Regions from separate parts of the Homo sapiens genome. Here region 2 is linked to region 1. Evidence: read pairs that join two places in POLR2A ChIA-PET (ENCODE). Cell type or tissue: OCI-LY7. All regions are shown on one strand. Links, peaks and the distances in the headings refer to the core of each region. The heading gives the core; the rest is flanking DNA. Region 1 overlaps IFITM3-AS1 (IFITM3 antisense RNA 1). Region 2 has its middle 3.2 kb from the start of ANO9.

Region 1 (2,906 bases), core at 246-2,745:
CTTCTCCCTCCACTTAGTTGCCCTTACCCAAACCAGGGAAGTTTCGTCTAAGATAAAAGTTTACTAGCCTGCAAAATAGCTCGGTTTGTCTGTCCTTATCAGCCTGCCCAGCTACTTAGCTCATAAGTCAAATACGCAGAGCCCCTGGGCTGACTGGGATTGCAATGCATTGTGGGCTGCAACAAAATGCAGCAGGACAACCCAAAAGAAGACACCTAAAGCTGCTGCCCAACAACCAATGGGAAGACTGTGACCCCACAGTACTCAGCCTATGAGGATGCAGGGGAGGGGCCTGTGCACTGGGAGATAAATCGCTGGTTGTGACTGTGCTGTGAGTGCCTGCCCATCAGATAGATACCTGATCTTGCAAGACCGTCATCAAAAGTCTCACTTTTGCTGTCTTCTGCGTTTCTAAATCCATTCTTTGGGTTCGGGCGAGTGAGTTTGTTTCTCACAGTAAGCTCTAGAACTTTGTGACTTAGCAGTTTAAGGAAAAAGCAAGTCTCTGTGGGGTCTCTCAATGGCCAAAAAATAGAGTGAGGAATAAATAGAGTTTTGTTTTGTTTTGTTTTGGTTTGTGGGTTTTGTTTCTTTGTTTGAAACAGGGTCTCACTCTGTCACCCAGGCTGAAGTGCAGTGGCACCATCACAGATCACTGCAGACTCCACCTCCTGGGCTCAAGCAATCCTCCTGTCTCAGCCTCCCGAGTAGCTGGAACTCCCAAGTAACACACACATTAGCATGCCCAGCTAATGTTTAAATTAGGGTTTTAATTCACAGAGAAATAAAGAGCATCTGAGCATTCATCTTCCACAAAAGCAATCTGAAATTGTCTCTGTAAGTGGGCGCCCTGTCTTTCTGCAGGCTCAGAGTGGAGAATGAGGTTGCATCTCAGGATGGCCACAGCGCCTTCCTTCCCAAGCCCTTTCTTCAGCAGCCGTGGTGGGAGCTGCAGCCGAAAAGCCCCTTTGGAGTTGCAGCTAGAGGGTGCCTTCCAGGAGCTGCTGGGCCAGCTTCACCAATGCCTGCAGACGGTCAGGACAGATTCAGAGAAGCTCTGGGTCAGAACGAGGGTGAAAAGCCCCTTCCTCGAGCTTCCGGTCGAACAGCCCCATGGGGGTGCCCTGACCTTCTTGCTCTAATGCAGCTGCTGTTCCCCGGGGCAGCGACTCCCCTTCTCTCCCTCCCAAGTGCGGCCCTGCCCTCTTCACAGGCACACACCCCACAGCACGTGCAGTGCCTCAAGGCGCCCGAGGTGCACGGGGAGGCCCATCAGTGCTGTTCCCCAAGCCTCCAGCTTTCTTGCTGGAATCTTTCTTTCCCACCCCTTTGCAGCTTGGCATGAGCTTGTCACTTGAGGTGGCCAGTGAGATGTTGTGGGCATGAGAGGTGGTGCCAAGAGATCAGGCGTGACTCCACCTCCCGTTCCCACCTCGGAGGCCTGGCAGCACACGCTGGGGGCTCCCCAACCTGGGCGGCTGGGCGAGGACGAGGCGCAGACCCCACACCTGCCACAGGCCCACACTGGAGGGAGTCAGCGGCTGAGGGTCGGGCCGTTCGTTACCACCGCACAGCCTGGCTCATCCTGGCTGACTCGGGGCAGTGCTGCCCGGGCCAGGCGGAGCAGGGAGGACGTGGTGGGGTGTTTGGAAGGCGGAGCAAGAACCTAATAAATGTGAGCCCTGGACTCTGAGGCCGGGCAGCGAATGTTCTGCGGGTGCTGTCTGCGGCCGGATGTGGGTTTTGGCATCATGAGCTCAGGAGAGAACTGGCCGGTGGGTGAGCAGGTGCGAAAGGAAACCGAGAAAACCCGGGGGGTACTTTGTGGGTTAAAAGAGGCAACTGCCTTTCCATCCTGACCAGCAGAAGGGAAGACTGCAGAGACCCTCGAATGTCGATCTCAGCGGTTGCGGCTAGGATGGAATCAAGAGCAGGCCACCGCACCCACCGCTGACAAATCTCCAGGTAGGGTCCGGCCAAGGGAATGGCCCAGGAAAGCCCTTTTATTGCACCAAATGCTCCAAGAAAAAGAGACTAAGGGAGTGATTCATGGTCTCAAGCCTGACCTGATGCCACGTTTTGTGCAGAGAGATTCTAGGGGGAGGGGGCAGTGGGGGCTGAGGACGGCCAAGGAAGGAAATGCAGCAAAGCCAAGAGCAGGGAGGACGAGCAGGTGTGACTCTGGAACAGGGACCTGACTAAATCAGACTGAAGTTTAAAAAGCTGATTTACGCCGGGTGCTGTGGCTCACGCCTGTAATCTCAGCACTTTGGGAAGTTGAGGCGGGCGGATCACTTGAGCCCAGGAGTTCACGACCAGCCTGGGCAACATGGTGAGACCCTGTCTCTACAAAAAGTATGAAAAAATAGCCAGTGGTGGTGGTGCATGCCTGTGGTCCCACCCACTCGGGAGACCGAGGTGGGAGGATCGCTCGAGCCCAGGAGGTCGAGGCTGCACTGAGTGTTGATTGGTCACGTCGCTGCACTCCAGCCTGGGTGACAGAGCCAGACCCTGCTGTCAGGCCTCCGAGCCCAAGCCTGGACGTGTACATCCAGATGGCCTGAGGCAACTGAAGAACCACAAGAGAAGTGAAAATGGCCAGTTCCTGCCTTAACTGACGACATTGCCTCATGAAATTCCTTCTCCTGGACAGTGAGTCTCAGAAGTTCCCCCACCCAGCACCCTGTGACCCCTGCCCCTGCCCGCCAGAGAACAAACCTCTTTGACTGCAATTTTCTGCTACCCACCCAGATCCTATAAAATGGCTCCACCCCATCTCCCTTTGCTGACCACCTGCACCCAGGTGATTAAAAAGCTTTATTGCTGGCCAGGTGCGGTGGCTCACGCCTGTAATCCCAGCACATTGGGAGGCCGAGACAGGCGGATCACGAGGTCAGGAGATGGAG
Region 2 (2,906 bases), core at 131-2,630, 110 kb after region 1:
CCAGTGGGAAGAGGAAAGGGCGAAGGAGGGAACCTCACCCTTCACATGGTTAGTCACGTGACCACACTCTATGGCAAGGAAGCCTGGGGCATGTGAGCTCTTTTCCCATGGAAGAAAGCAGGGTAAGCGGGAGAGGGAACATCCGGCAGTCTCACCAGGGGGTCACAGCTGCCAAGTTAGATCTAGTTCAGAAACAGAATGTGCAAGGCTTGTTGAGTATGGGAGGAACTCACACGCAAGATCCACGTTCCCAGCCCCTGCACCGTCCGTGACGGGTGTCGCTCCCCAGTCCCCAGCTCAGCCCGCTCAGGGGTCTCTGTGCTCATGTTTTCACACTGTGTTAAAACAATCTTCGGCTGGGTGCGGTGGCTCATGCCTGTAATCCCAGAGCTTTGGGAGGCAGAGGTGGGTGGATCACGAGGTGAGGAGTTCAAGACCAGCCTGGCCAAGATGGTGAAACCCCATTTGTACTAAAAATACAAAAAATTAGCCAGGCGTGGTGACAGGCGCCTGTAATCCCAGCTACTCAGGAGGCTGAGGGAGGAGAATCATTTGAACCCGGAGGGTGGAGGTTGCAGTGAGCCAAGATCGTGCCACTGCACTCCAGCCTGGGTGACAGAGTGAAACTCCGTCTCAAAATAAATAAATCAATAAATAAATAATAAAACAATCTCCACGTTTTCAGTGTGTTAAAACAATCTGCTAGCAGGTCATGTGAGTTACTCAGGCGCCACTTCAAGTGTCCACACAGCTGCTGTGCTCTCTTTCAATGACTTTTTCAGCATTCCCAGTTGCGTTGCAGAAACACTGTTCCTCCTCCCCCCACACCTTCCGTGGGCGTCACCAGAGGAATCCTCAGTCACTTCCAGAGTCCTGGCTGTAAAGCCAGCATATCCAGCTTCAGGGGAGAGAGCTCAGCGAGGCGGCTGCATTGGCCGCTGGCCTCACCCAGCGTGGAAGTTCCCTTACGATCAGTGAAGGGTGGAGAGGGAGGGGGACCCCACCCAGTCCTATCTGGACAGAAAACCAGTACAGCCCTTTCAGAAAGCAATTCAGCTATAATACGTATTAAGAGCCTTAAAATTGTTTAGACTTTGGTTCATTAATCTAACTTTTTGTAAACTGTTCTAAAAAAATGCAAAATAATGAAAATATGTATATATGTCATTTGCAGCAAAAATTGTAAACCACCAATGTTCAACAATAGGAAAATATCAGCGAAAACATGGTATTCATATTTATATGCTGATTAAGCAGACATTAGAAGTTATACTTTCAAAGAGTTTTTGAGAACATAGGAAAATGCTTATGTTATACTGCTAAGTAAAAAAAACAGACTACAAACATATAAAAATTTTTCCTAGATTAAAAGAGATTTATTTATTCTTTTTATTTTTTGAGACGGAGTCTTGCTCTGTTGCTCAGGCTGGAGTGCAGTGGCAGGATCTCGGCTCACCACAACCTCCGCCTCCTGGGTTCGAATGATTCTCCTGCCTCAGCCTCCCAAGTAGCTGGGATTACAGGCATGCACCACCACGCCCGGCTAATTTTGTATTTTTTGTAGAGACGGGGTTTCACCATGTTGGTCAGGCTAGTCTTGAACTCCCGGCCTCAGGTGATCCGCCCGCCTCGGCCTCCCAAAGCGCTGGGATAACAGGCATGAGCCACTGCACTTGGCGGAGATTAATTTTTTTTTAATGTTCTTTTACTTTAAGTTCCAGGATACGTGTGCAAAACGTGCAGGTTTGTTACACAGGTAAACGTGTGCCATGGTGGTTTGATGCTCCTATCACAAACATGTATAAAATGTTTATGTAAACGTAGCTAAGGGGCATTAAAATATGGGAAGAGTAGACTGATATTTGATACTTACATTTGCTTAACAATGTGAACTAAGGATGGGGTATTATGCTTTTCTTCATTATGTTTGTTTTCAAATATTCTAACACAAACACATCACACTTTAATAAACTTATTAAATTTGCTTTATTTTTCCACATTCAAGTCTATTATTATAAACTTTATTTCCCCCAGACTCAGCTTGACTCTTGGCTTCCGGGTTTGAGTGCAGCTCCTGAAGAGGCAAGAGTTTGGCCTGGACGTCCTGGCAGGTGGCCCTGCCCTGCCTTGGCAGAGAACTTTGGTCGAGGTTCCCCGTGGGCCTCCTGCTCTTCCTCTGTGGACCCTGGACCCTGTTCCTCTGCCTTTCCTCCTCCCACTTCAGAAGACCCCGTCCACCAGACCGCCTCCCCCTGAGGCCCAACATGCAGCAGAGGCAGCTCCTCCGTCCCTGCAGCCTCCTTTTAACTGTGGGATATGGCAGCCACCCGTGGAGCGGTCCGGGTGACAAAGCCAGCGAGAGCTAGGGAGCGCCCAGGTGAAATCCCACAGGCAGGTGTGAGCACCAATTGTCATTACCTTTGCCCTGGGCCCCTCAGAGACCTGTCCTCCCCCCCCGCCCCCAACAGCCTCCTGGGCGCGGCCACAGACACAGACACAGTGTCTGGACGAGCAGACTCGTCCAGGCACTGCTCAGAGGCAGCCCCTCTGGGTCAGCTGGAGTCGGTGCCTCTGAGAACCTGCCCCTGTACTCTCTCTGGGCTGGTCTCAGGCACCCTGCTGGCTCCAGCCTCTCTTGGCTGACAGTGCTTGGCAGGCGACCCCCAGCCTGAAGCCCCTGCAGGGGAGACCCTCTCCCAGCTGGGCCTCTGCCCTTGAGGACCACCTGAAGCCATCCTTGCCTGCCACACCAGGGTGGCATTGGGGTGGGGACCCAAACCCCTCCCGTCCTCATTGCAGGGACAACTCTGTCTCCTTGCTGCCTCCCCAACACCTCCAGGCCTTAACCATCTTGACTTGGGGAGCAGTCCTGCTGTCCACGCTCCCTCCAACAAGCCAGAGAAAAC

Evidence for each region. ChIA-PET counts read pairs that join two places held together with the same protein. Peaks named below come from ENCODE experiments on the same cell type or tissue, not always from the same donor. Only the 100,000 strongest peaks of a DNase experiment are listed, where the experiment ranks them.
Region 2: POLR2A ChIA-PET joins it to region 1 with 5 read pairs; 4 of 35 experiments call an interaction of 5 or more read pairs at or near these places.

The regions. Positions count from the first base shown.
Region 1 is chr11:329,378-332,283 of GRCh38, forward strand. IFITM3-AS1 (IFITM3 antisense RNA 1) reads left to right here. Exons shown (of 5, transcript XR_007062540.1): 3 at 606-1,965; 4 at 2,491-2,652. Among named protein-coding and RNA genes, the nearest start is that of IFITM3, 10 kb to the left of the region's middle. RefSeq lists an enhancer at 1,770-1,869. In OCI-LY7, for the core only: CTCF peaks have their summits at 707 and 945; DNase peaks (open chromatin) are centred at 264, 1,194, 1,774 and 2,144; H3K4me3 peaks cover 1,558 bases; H3K27ac peaks cover 2,500 bases.
Region 2 is chr11:443,710-446,615 of GRCh38, forward strand. No RefSeq gene overlaps it. Among named protein-coding and RNA genes, the nearest start is that of ANO9, 3.2 kb to the left of the region's middle. In OCI-LY7, for the core only: no CTCF peak of the experiment used is centred there; no DNase peak of the experiment used is centred there.